2 separate regions of the Homo sapiens genome follow, and region 2 is linked to region 1. A link is a contact called in ENCODE Hi-C or POLR2A ChIA-PET data. All regions are on one chromosome and are shown on one strand. Each heading gives the region's core, a stretch centred on a gene start or an enhancer-like site at or near the end of the contact. The rest is flanking DNA. Distances are from core to core; before and after follow the strand shown. Region 1 overlaps YWHAQ (tyrosine 3-monooxygenase/tryptophan 5-monooxygenase activation protein theta). Region 2 holds the start of RRM2 (ribonucleotide reductase regulatory subunit M2).

Region 1 (6,358 bases), core at 2,450-4,949:
AAAGGTATTCCAAGGCGAAGACTGGCATTTGAAAAGGTTTATCTGCACTAAGATGTAGAAAGTCACTGAAGGTGACTTTCTTTATAAAAGAAAGAAATTTCAATCACAAAGAGAACTAAAGACACCAATATTTCACAGTATTCACTATGAATTATATTTGACTGACTCAGTGGAATAAGCACTGGGCCAGTAATTTGGTTTTAGAGTATGAGTTTAGATCAAGTTCCTCAGTTTCATCTCCTCTTCTACAAAACACATTTGACCCTTGAACACAGGTTTGAACTTTATGGGTCCACTTTTCTACGGATTTTTTCCAGTCAGGCCTCCCTATCAGCAGGTTCTACAACCACAACCAAACATGGATCACAAACACAGTATTAAGGAGACGCAAAACCTGCATGTAAGGAGGGCCGGCTTTTTGAACCCACAGGTTCCAGAGGGCTGAAGAAGGAACTTGCGTATGTGTGGATTTCAGTATTCAAGGAGGTGCTGAAACCAATTCCCCTCAGATACAGAGCGATGGTTATAATAAAAAAAAATTCTCCAGTTTTAAGAATCTACAGTAATTCTGAAGCACTAAACCAAAACGGCAAACTCTTAAGCAGATGAACTCAATAAAAATGTTTTCTCAGTTATTTTTCATTCACAAAATGTAGCACAGTGTCTATCACATAGTAGGACTCATTATTTGTCAAATGAACATCAGCCATGGCCTGGCAACATGTTGAAATGGATGCAACAGAAGTGGAATTTCATACAGAATACTACTTTGAAATGATATGTGAATTATTTTATTTATTTTGATCAAAGTCATAATGTGTAATAGGTTAAGACTACTCAAAAATTCCTAAGAAAAAATGATAGTTTCCCCATTCTGTTCTCTCTTTTTTTTTTTTTTTTGAGACAGGGTCTCACTCTGTTGCTCATGCTAGAATACAGTGGCATCATCTCAGCTCACTGCAGCAGCAACTTCTAGGCTCGAGTAATCCTCCCACCTCAGCCTCCCAAGTAGCTGGGACCACAGGCGCATACCACCACATCTGGCTAATTTTTGTATTTTTTTGTAGAGATGGGGTTTTGCCATTTTACCCAGGCTGGTAACTACTGAGCTCAAGTGATCCTCCCACGTCAGCCTCTCAAAGTGCTGGGATTACAGGCATGAGGCCACCACACCCCAGCCTCTGCTCTGTTTCTAAGCTCCTTCAGGGAATACTTTTTTAAAAAAATCCTCACTTGATATGTCCAATTCTTGTCCCCTGCCCAAGGCAGCCATCATTTACTAGTTTCTTGTACATTCTTTTTGTTGTTGTTGTTTTGTTTCTGAGACAGGGTCTCAATGCATCGCCCATGCTGGAGTGCAGTGGTGCGATCTCGGCTCACTGCAACCTCTGCTTCCCGGGTTCAGGCAATTCTCCCACCTCAGCCTCCCCAGTAGCTGGGACTACAGGTGTGCACCACCATGACCGGCTAATTTTTTTTTTTTTTTGGTAGAGGGGGGTTTTCACCATGTTGGCCAGGCTGGTCTCCAACTCCTGACTCAAGTGATCTGCCCGCTGTGGCCTCCCAAAATGCTGCGATTACAGGCTTGAGCCACCGCGCCCAGCCTCTTGTACATTCTTTTAAGGATTCAAAACATTTAAAATCTATGTATGTTCCCCTCTCCCTCATGTTAGCACACTACACATTATTCTACACCTTAGCTTTTCCATTTAGTAAGCGCTCTGAGATAATTCCATGTCCATATATTTAATAGCTGCCTCATTCTATATATAACACTATATGTACAGTATTCTACTGTATGGGCACCCTAATTATTTATTTAGCTTCCTCTGAGGAACACTTAAGCTGCTTCCAATCTTGGTATTTCCAACTATGCACCAAATGTACACTTGATCCACAAGATAAATTGTTAAACTGTCCTTCCTGGAGTTAATTTCAATTTATACTCCCACTAGCAATGCATAAATGTTCCCATTTCTCAACATCTTTCTGAACCCAGTGTGTAACAAACTTTAAACACCTTTTCCGGCCAGGCTTGGTGGCTCATGCCTGTAATCCCAGCACTTTGGGAGGCCAAGGCAGGCAGACTGCCTGAGCTCAGGAGTTTGTGACCAGCCTGGGAAACACGGTGAAACCCCGTCTCTACTAAAATAAAAATAAAAATAAAAATAAAAATAAAAAACCTTTTCCAATCTAATGGGTGAAAAATACCTTACTACAGTTTTATTAGCATTTTTCCTTATCATAAATGCAGGTGAACATCTGTCTGTGTGTGTGTGTGTATATTTTTTGAGACGGAGTCTCGCTCTGTTGCCCAGCCTGGAGTGCAGTGGTGTGATATCGGCTCACTGCAACCTCCGCCACTCAGGTTCACGCCATTATCCTGCCTCAGCCTCCTGAGTAGCTGGGATTACAGGCACATGCCGCCACACTGGGCTAATTTCTGTATTTTTACTAGAGAAGGGGTTTCACCATGTTGGTGAGTGTATATCCTTTGCCCTTTTCCTAATGAGTTTTTCCTTACTGCTTTGTAGGAACTCTATATACTAATTAGTTCATTTTTTAGCTGTCTCTCAGATGAAACTATATGTAAACAGCCTGTCTGGCAACACAACTGCATTTAATATTTTTCTTTTTTTTTTTTTTGAGACAGAGTCTCACTCTGTCGCCCAGGCTGCAGTGCAGTAGCATAATCTTGGCTCACTGCAACCTCCACCTCCCGGGTTCAAGCGATTCTCCCGCCTCAGCCTCCCAAGTAGCTGGGATTACACGTGCGCGACACCATACCCGGCTAATTTTTGTATTTTAGTAGAGATGGGGTTTCACCATGTTGGTCATGCTGGTCTCGAACTCCTGACCTGTGATCCGCCCATCTTGGCCTTCCAAAGTGCTGGGATTACAGGCGTGAGCCACACGCCTGGCCTAATATTTTTCTATTACTTTTTTTTTTCTTTTTTTTTTTGAGACAGGGTTTTGCTCTGTTGCCCAGGCTGGAGTGCAGTGGTGTGATCTCGGCTCACTGCAACGTCCACCTCCCAGGTTCAAGTGATTCTCCTGCCTCAGCCGCTCGAGTAGCTGGGACTAACAGGCACATACCACCATGCCCAGCTAATTTTTTTTTTTTTTGTATTTTTAGTAGACTGAATTTCACCATGCTGGCTAGGCTAATCTCGAACTCCTGACCTCGTGATCCACCCCCCTCGGCTTCCCAAAGTGCTAGGATTACAGGCGTGAGCCATCGTACCTGGCATTTTTCTATTACATTAAATCAGATAAAACAGTACCAACACTTCTGACCGACATGAGAAACGCAAGTGAATATGACTGTGATTTCAGCACAAATAAAATAGACAAAGAGGAGACTTTTAGTTGAAATGCAAGTCTGAATTTGTGTTTATTGTCTACCTGACCATATGAAATGGTAACACATTTTAAAGGTTACTAAATTCTTCCTCTTTTTTTTTTTTTTTTTTGAGACAGAGTCTCAGTCTGTCACCCAGGCTGGAGTGCAGTGGCATAATCTCGGCTCACTGCAACCTCTGCCTCCTGGGTTCAAGCAATTCTCCTGCCTCAGCCTCCCAAGTAGCTGGGACTACAGGTACCAGCTACCACGCCTGGCTATTTCTTGTATTTTTAGTAGAGACGGGGTTTTCGCCATGTCAGCCAGGCTGGTCTCGAACTCCTGACGTAATCCGCCCACCTCAGCCTCCCAAAGTGCTGGTATTACAGGCGTGAGCCACCGAGCCTGGCCAAATGTTACTAATTTTAGAGCAATAAAGAGCAGTATATCAGATTAAAACACACTGCATTCACTTTCAGTATGGAGTACTTAAGAAATGTGTGACTCACAACCTTAAAATAGATTCACAGAAACATGACTTTCTGGTTCCGGCAACACAGTGAGACTGAGCTTACGGAGAATACCTCCCTCTTCTACTAAAAATAATCTAAATGCTAAGTAGAAATACTTTAAATAAAAATAGAAAAAACATACAGTAGAGCTTCAAAGAAAAGAGGGGAAATACATCGAGGCGCTAGATAGGAGGAAAGAAAGCTACAGCAATAAGTGAAAGTTTACAACACAACAACAGTGTGGAGGAGGGTGAGGACCCTAGAAAAACTTTGTCATCGCTGAGAAGTAGCCAGAAATCTACTTCCTGGGTTTTTGGGGGTGCAGTCTCCCATAAAAAGCAGAAACTCGAACCTATGTTCTTCTGTGCAGGTGCTAGTCAAACGTTTATTTCATGCATGATGTATGAAAACACAAGCTGAAAATGTTAAAAATGGGCTGGAGCACAGTGTGCCCAGCACAAATAATCAAAACTACTGTGTAAACAGAGAGATTCTCACAATCTAAGGTACACACAAGTGCCATAAAAAAAAGCAACATCCACGCTATTAAAAATAACAGGCTGGGTGCGATGGCTCACGCCTGTAATCCCAACATTTTGGGAGGCCGAGGTGGGTGGATCACTTGAGGTCAGGAGTTCGAAACCAGCCTGGCCAACATGGCGAAACCCCGTCCCTACAAAAATTAGCCAGGCGTGTTGGCGGGTGCCTGTAATCCCAGCTACTCAGGAGGCTGAGGCAGGAAGATCACTTGAACCCAGGAGGTACAGGTTTGCAGTGAGCTGAGATTGTACCACTGCACTCCAGCCTGAGCAACAGAGCAAGACTCCAAATCAAACAAACAAACAAACAAACAAACAAAAATAACAAAAATACTCAAGGGACGGATTCTCTATCATGAGGCGTCAGCAGACACAAACAGGATAGTCAGTTCCCAAGAGCTTTAAAACTGTGTATAATAAAACATAAATATGCTGAAAATAATTAAATAATCTTTTAAAGATGTTGAGGCTGGATACATAGGGTTACTACAGGATTTTCTTCACCTCTACCTAAGTTTGAAATTTTTCCTGACTAAAACAATCAAAAAGATTTTAAAAGAAAAACAGAAGCCAGGAGAAATGAACCATATATACAGTGAATTTTAAAAGGCAGCTTGGAGGTGGGAGAAGCGGAAGGGCTTTTAGAATAAAAAAAAATGAAAACAACTTTAAAATTGGAGATGGACAAAGAAAATTAATACAACAAAAGGCATATTTGAATAAATTACTCAGAATACAGAATAAAGAATAAGACAAAAAAAGTGGAAAAATTATAAGATGCGAATAGAAAGAGAAGGTCTAAGGTAATAGCCAACAGCTATTTCAGGAGAGAACAGAAAGAATGAAGATGAGATGTTATTCTGGGATAATGGCCGAGACTTCCAGTAATGGGATAAATACCTTGAGATAGGAAAAGCACAATAAATCCCAAGCAAGATAAAAAAAAATCATACCTAGATCATGGTAAAATTGCAGAATGCCAAAGACAAGAAAATTCTTAAAAGCAACCAGAGAAATGACACATTACCATAAAGGAAGAAACAACAATATGACAGCTGATTTTTCATCAGAAAACAATCAAGTAAGTATCTTCAAAGTGCGGAGAAAAACAACTGTCAACTAGAATTCTGTAACCAATTAAAGCACCACACAAAAACAGTGCAAAAACATAAAGACGTTTCCAGAAAGACAGAAGTTCCCACTCACAGATCATTACTAAAAGAAACTTTTTTAGAGTGGGAAGGAAGAAGTAATGGAATAAAAGAAGTCATCAATTAGAGTATTAACAGTCCAAAATAAGAGTACTGTAAAGGACTGAGTTGGCTATTAAAGCAAAGAAGTATGAAGAGGACACGTGTTTCCCGCATCTCTTTCAGAGGATTATCTTAATTTTGGAGGACAGTTACATGATTTTTTCCCCCTTAATCTACCAAGTGTCTGCCTTTTAAGACCATACTTTCTAAAATCTGACAACTGAAGTATTGATTATTTGCTCCAGAAGAAAATGTTTCACTAGAATAATCAAGGATCCTAAATATTTCAACAGCCCAGTATCTATCTTAAGGTAAATGACAAGACGACATGGGTCCATTTCACTGGTATGATTTAACCAATATCTACATGCTAATAACTCACAAATTTGCTCCTTACCTAGTTGTATCTCAGTTTCTTCATCTGTAAAACAGTTACTGACAGTTCTTAATTCATAGGGTTGTTGTGAAGATTAAATGAGTTAACACAAACTCTGCTTGGTACATAACCCTCAATTGTGTCATACAGCATGACACAAATCTTTCTCTTACATACCATACCAAGTGCCTCCGACATATATTAACATCTGGATGGACCACTGGAACTTTAAACTTTACTCTTTTTTTTGAGACAGAGTTTCATTCTTCTTGCCCAGGCTGGAGTGCAACGGCGCAATCTCGGCTCACTGCAACCTCCACCTCCTGGGTTCAAACGAT
Region 2 (6,084 bases), core at 2,496-4,995, 510 kb after region 1:
ACTCCTGACCTCAGGTGATCTGCCTGCCTCACCCTCCCAAAGTGCTGGGATTACAGGCGTGAACCTCCAAGCAGGGCCTAATAAAGCCTTTTGACCTAACTTCCAGTGTAGAGTACAGGGGTCAGGAAAACAAGTTCATTGACACTGTGAATAAACAATTAGGCAAATGTAGAATGTGGGACATTCTACAAGAAAACTGGCCTGTACTTCAAAGTCAATGTCGTGGGGAAAAGAAGTGGAGGAGCTTTACTAAGAGTCTAAAGCAACATAATAAACGCAATGCATGTGATTAATTAGATACTGCACAAAAAAATAAATCCAAAAAACTATGAGACATTTTTGAAACAATTGGAAAAACAGGAATATGGACTGGATATTAGGTTATATTAGAGAATTATTGTTAGTTTTCCTAGGGATAAATGTGGTATTGTGGTGATATTAACAGAGTGTCCTAATTTTTAGGAGCTGAAACGTTTAGGGGTGATGGGTTATGATATCTATCACTCACTTTCAAATGATCCATAAAAAAGCATAAGCCTCATACACCCACAGAGGGGGTGTCTGCCACATTTGCCATGAAGCAAATATGGCAAAATGGAAACAGCTGTTGAATCCTAGCTGGTGGGTGAACACTAGGAATCCTTCCATTATTCTGTATGTTGAAAACATTCATAGTAAAAAGCTAGGCTAAAAACGTTCTGCTGTGCAGTTGTGCTGTGCGACCTTGGGCAGTTTCCTTGCCTCCCAGGCCTTCATTTCATCACCTATGAAAAGGGTTAAAAATACCAACCCCGGTGGGGCGGTGGCTCACGCCTGTAATCTGAGCATTTTGGGAGGCCAAGGCGGGTGGATGGCTTGAGCCCAGGGGTTCAAGACCAGCCCGGGTAACATACCGAGAACCCATCTCTACAAAAAATTAAAAAATTAGCCTGGCGTAGTGGTGCCTGCCTTGAGTCCCAGCTACTCGGGAGGCTGAGGTGGGAGGATCGCTTGAGCTCGGATAGTTGAGGCTGCAGTGAGCTATCATGGAGCCACCAGACTGGGCAACAGAGCAAGACCCTGTCTCAAAACAAAAAACAAAAAACTCAAACAGCCTCACATGATCCAGGCGCCCAGAGGCTGTGGGTGCTGCAGCCTTAATTATTATTATGACCACCTTCGGCACGGCGTCTGGTACACAGTGAGTGCTGAGCTCCCCGAGCCGCGGTTTCTCCACCCTAATGGTGAACAGCCTTTTGGAAGTCGCGCTAACCTTGGCCTGAGACCTGCAAACTTGCCCAGGCTGGGGCGTGTGAACCGGCGAGCGCGCAGCGGAAACGGGGCGGGGCACCTGAGGCTGGGAATGCAGAGGAGCCTTCCGGGGGGCGGGGCGGGGCCTCCCGTGCAGACCAATGGTGGAGTAGATGCAGATGTCAAAACGCGCGCTCAAGTGGCTTCCGCCAGGAATCCCGACGCTTAGGGAGGCGGAGGGAGGATCGCTTGAGACCAGCCTGGGCAAACAAGCGAGACCCTCGTCTGTTTACTTAAATAAAACCAAAAAAACGAGCACCGAGGGAAAAAGGAGTGAATCCCGGGGCTAGCAGCAGCCTGCGGCGGGCGCTCTCCCGGGAGTGGCTGCACCGCCCGACCTCCCCGGAGGCGGAACCGCCCGCATTGCCGCGTGGCCCTGGGCGCCGCCACCTCCTCCGCAGCGGGGCAAAGTTGCCGGACCTGGGGGCAGGAGGGCCACGCCGAGATGACTCAGGTTTAGCGCGGGAGGGGAGGATGGCGACTTCACCCGGCCTTTAACAACACGTACGCATCTTTCGGCGTCTTCTACAATGGCTATGTTAATTACGTGGCCAGGAACTAAACTATCAATGAAGCCACCTCTGACTACTTCAGTTACAGTGAGTTTAACAGGAGCAAAAAAGCACGTGGCGCCCTAGGGCAACCGAAACGAGGGTTTTAGACGCTGATTATGGGAAATTGAAATCTGAGTTGAGTATGAGATGACACCAATAAATTATAATTTTGTTAGATAATAGCTTTATCAGCCATAAAGTAATCAATAAAAATACCAGTTTCCTGGAGATGGATGCTTTAGTGTGTTTGGGGTGAAAATGGCGATGAATGGCGAGTTGCTTTAAACAAATCATGGTACACCAAAGTTTTAGTTGTGGCTTTGTGTAAGGAATGTGATGGGCACTTATTCCTGCAACACGAGAATACTATGATTTACAAGTCCGTAGTACTTTTAAGAAATGAGAGAAACAGACCTAGGTGGGGAGGGTACCTGTCCCACCCCACCCTCTTTAAAGTATCTTATCTAGAAAAGGCTTTGTGAAAAAAAAAGTCCCGGGTCTCTCTCAATAACAGCCCTGAGCGCAGCTGTTGAAGCTTTCTCAGGTTAATGATTTCTTTCTTGGATCTTAAAGTTTCTTTCTCTTCCTTTATTTTTGGCATTTTGCCCGTTGCAGGGCCTGGCAAATCAGAAAGCCACATAGAAAATTAAATGAAAGCTATTGCTAAGTTCCAGTCTCTACACCAGTGGAGTTTTCAAACTCCTCTTCAGCATATTTGACGCCCAATGAGTAGTACATTAATTCCTAGTCCTAAAATCATTCTGTGAACTTTCTCCCAGGAATTTTTGCTCAGTTTGCAATTAAAACAACTTTTTTTCTTCTCTTTTTAATGGCAGAGGCGGGGTCTCACTATGTTGCCCAGGATGGTCTCCAGCTCCTGGCCTCAAACAATCCTCCTGCCTTGGCCTCCCAAAGTGCTGGGATTACAGGCGTGAGCCACCGCGCCCAGCCACAGTTTGCAATTCTTAAGGCAAGGGTGACAATAGGGGTCAGGGGTCTGACAGGAGACAGGATTTCTGTGGAAAACTGCACCAAGGGCCTTCTCGCCATGTCCCGTAGTTTGAAGGTTTACAAAGGACTGCACATTTTACATGAGTCATCTCAACGAACGCTCTCCTCACCGCATTAACAGTCCACGCGGTTACGAGTCCCATTTTACTCACGGGGACACCGAATCTGTAAGAAGCCTGGTCGCTTGTCCCAGCAAAACGAGCCACGGGGCTCAGCGGCCCTAACTTTTAGGCTGTAGGGTCCTCGCCGACCACCCCGCCAAAATGTCAGGCCTCGGGGCCCTTGCACCCCCACCGCAGGGACACGGATCGAAAGGGTCGCAGCAACGCCTCCCCCGCACCCAGGAGCGTTTTCCAGGCCTTTGCACCAACCTCGTTGGCTAAGCCCCCTGCCCGGCGGCGGCCCGGCTGGGAGGAGGTGCTTTCGGGAGGCGGGGCCGCGGCCCGGGGATCCTCTCGCGCCCGCGGGCTCCAATCGCTGCTCCTCACGCAATCCTAAACGGTTCCCGGGCGAACCGGGGCCCGCGCGCGCCAAGGCCGCCGAGACCCTCAGGGGCTGCGGCCCTGGTCCCGCGGGACCTGTGGGGGCCTGGGCGGCGGCGCCCCCGACCCAGCCAGCGGACGGGCCGGGGGGGGAACCGGGAGGTCCCGGGGGGCGTCCACGGGGGTGTCCCCGGGGGTCTCCGGAAGGCGCCGGCGGAGGCTCCCGCGCTGCGCTTGAAAATCGCGCGCGGCCCCGCGGCCAGCCTGGGTAGGGGCAAGGCGCAGCCAATGGGAAGGGTCGGAGGCATGGCACAGCCAATGGGAAGGGCCGGGGCACCAAAGCCAATGGGAAGGGCCGGGAGCGCGCGGCGCGGGAGATTTAAAGGCTGCTGGAGTGAGGGGTCGCCCGTGCACCCTGTCCCAGCCGTCCTGTCCTGGCTGCTCGCTCTGCTTCGCTGCGCCTCCACTATGCTCTCCCTCCGTGTCCCGCTCGCGCCCATCACGGACCCGCAGCAGCTGCAGCTCTCGCCGCTGAAGGGGCTCAGCTTGGTCGACAAGGAGAACACGGTGAGCCCGCGGGGAGGGCGCTGCGGGCAGGGGAGGGAGGCAGGGAAAGCGAAGCCGCTCCTCACTCACACGCGTCTCCCCGCAGCCGCCGGCCCTGAGCGGGACCCGCGTCCTGGCCAGCAAGACCGCGAGGAGGATCTTCCAGGAGCCCACGGAGCCGGTGAGTGGCGGGCGTGGGGCAGAGGGGCCAGGGACGGCCTTGGGCGTCTTGGCGCCAAAGCCGCATTGTTTCCTCAGCTGTTCACACTCCCGCCCCGGCTCCTTTCCCGCCTAGGCGGCCCCTCCCCAGGGCTGCCTCCCGCGCCCCTCGGCCCATTTCCCGGTTCGGGCGTGCGCTCCTCTGCTGCGACCCACGGAGTGCGACGGGACAGCCACGTTTTCACATCGGGCCCCGTGAAATTGCCGCCAATGGAAAGGACTTGGTCCAGAAAAACGTTAGTTTCATATGGTTCGCCCGGTACTTAAATGTTTTATTTTCTCCCCCAACAGAAAACTAAAGCAGCTGCCCCCGGCGTGGAGGATGAGCCGCTGCTGAGAGAAAACCCCCGCCGCTTTGTCATCTTCCCCATCGAGTACCATGATATCTGGCAGATGTATAAGAAGGCAGAGGCTTCCTTTTGGACCGCCGAGGAGGTAATCGGAGGACCCCAGAAGACCCCTGCAGGGGTGACCGTCACGCCTCAGACATAAATGCACTTGGAGGTTCCCGTTGGCAAGGGGGGCTAACTGTGGGGCATAGTAAGTGGTGCCAGCATACTTAAAGTTTGAGTGCTCAGTGTGAGTCCTGTAGGCTTTACTCTCTTCCTTTTATGCTAAAATTGTGACTTCCGAACCTCAGGTGGACCTCTCCAAGGACATTCAGCACTGGGAATCCCTGAAACCCGAGGAGAGATATTTTATATCCCATGTTCTGGCTTTCTTTGCAGCAAGCGATGGCATAGTAAATGAAAACTTGGTGAGTTTCCAAAACATCTTTCATTCATTTGACGTTGACGATCTGAGGTCGAACTAGTTCGCTTTCCTCGTCTTGTATGTTTTTCCATGCTGAGTGCATCTGTGTGTGTAAGCTGGGTTTTATATTACATGGCATTTCCTGTTTTGTAACACTTTGCAGTTCTTTCTTATGGTATTTTCCCGACTCTAGAGAAGCTGAGACAATATTAAGTGGTAGCAATGTGATGACTCTTTGTGGCCACCACATCTGCCCCCTCTTTTTTTTTTTTTTTTTGAGACAGAGTCTCACTCTGGCCCAGGCTGGAGTGCAGTGGTGTGATCTTGGCTCACTGCAACCTCCGCCTCCTGGGTTCAAGCGATTCCCCAACCTCAGCCTCATGAGTACCTGGGATTACAGACGTGCGCCACCATGCCTAGCTAATATCTGTATTTTTAGTAGAGACAGGGTTTTACCATGTTGGCCAGGCTGGTCTCGAACTGCTGACCTCAGGTGATCCACCCACCTTGGCCTCCCAAAGTGTTGGGATTACAGGCGTGAGCCACCACGCCCGGCTCTGCTCCCTCCTTTTTGTGGCTTTGCTGTTTTAATAATAATTTGGTTGTATCTCTTATTGCGAATGGATCTTTCTTGACATAAATTAATTAGGAAATCGAGCGCTCACAAATCCTATTTTATATGTATCTATTTCCTGATATGTAAGTTGAGCATATGACATAAAATATCAAAGAATTGTGACAAATTGGATGAAATATATATAGAAATAAACCTTATAATGGTACAAAGAGTGCGATGCTGCCAGTATCCGTTGACAGTTGCTGCTGTTGGTTTTTTCTCAAGCTTAACTTTGATGTGTTTTGCCACTAGGTGGAGCGATTTAGCCAAGAAGTTCAGATTACAGAAGCCCGCTGTTTCTATGGCTTCCAAATTGCCATGGAAAACATACATTCTGAAATGTATAGTCTTCTTATTGACACTTACATAAAAGATCCCAAAGAAAGGTGAGTATTCAAGTGGTATGCCAAGATTTTTAGGACTCACTAATTGTTGATTTATTACACATTTTTAGTTCACCTAGGGATAAAAATGACTCCAGAATGACTAAGACAGTCATAGGCATTCCCAGCACCCGTGGTCATGTCTGCTCTTAGCAAGGGGCCTAAATGCACTTTATTATTCACTTAGAGTTGTGAAGGTACTCCTTTTAAAGTTGGATGTCTACCAATGT

The links. A loop is a pair of places that touch in the nucleus more often than their neighbours do. ChIA-PET counts read pairs that join two places held with the same protein, here RNA polymerase II (POLR2A). Pooled maps may share reads with other maps.
Region 2: a loop to region 1 is called in a pooled map, with 16 times the contacts of the local background. The contact joins the promoter of RRM2 here to the enhancer-like site in region 1. A Hi-C loop is called at or near these places in 7 of 50 pooled maps. POLR2A ChIA-PET finds 5 or more read pairs at or near these places in 2 of 52 experiments (activated CD4-positive, alpha-beta T cell and activated T-cell).

Annotation. Positions count from the first base shown.
Region 1 is chr2:9,604,257-9,610,614 of GRCh38, forward strand. The region is part of intron 2 of YWHAQ (tyrosine 3-monooxygenase/tryptophan 5-monooxygenase activation protein theta); the gene reads right to left. Among named protein-coding and RNA genes, the nearest start is that of YWHAQ, 24 kb to the right of the region's middle. RefSeq lists enhancers at 3,560-3,639, 3,690-3,789, 3,910-3,959. Within about 2 kb of position 3,700, at least 30 of the 41 ENCODE cell types and tissues checked have a DNase peak (open chromatin) inside an H3K27ac peak, as active enhancers do.
Region 2 is chr2:10,118,994-10,125,077 of GRCh38, forward strand. RRM2 (ribonucleotide reductase regulatory subunit M2) reads left to right here and starts at 3,746. Exons shown (of 10, transcript NM_001034.4): 1 at 3,746-3,904; 2 at 3,990-4,064; 3 at 4,394-4,537; 4 at 4,743-4,859; 5 at 5,724-5,857. The coding sequence starts at 3,806. RefSeq lists enhancers at 533-1,476, 1,477-2,419, 2,468-3,023, 2,781-2,850, 2,871-2,980 and silencers at 3,201-3,800, 3,207-3,707.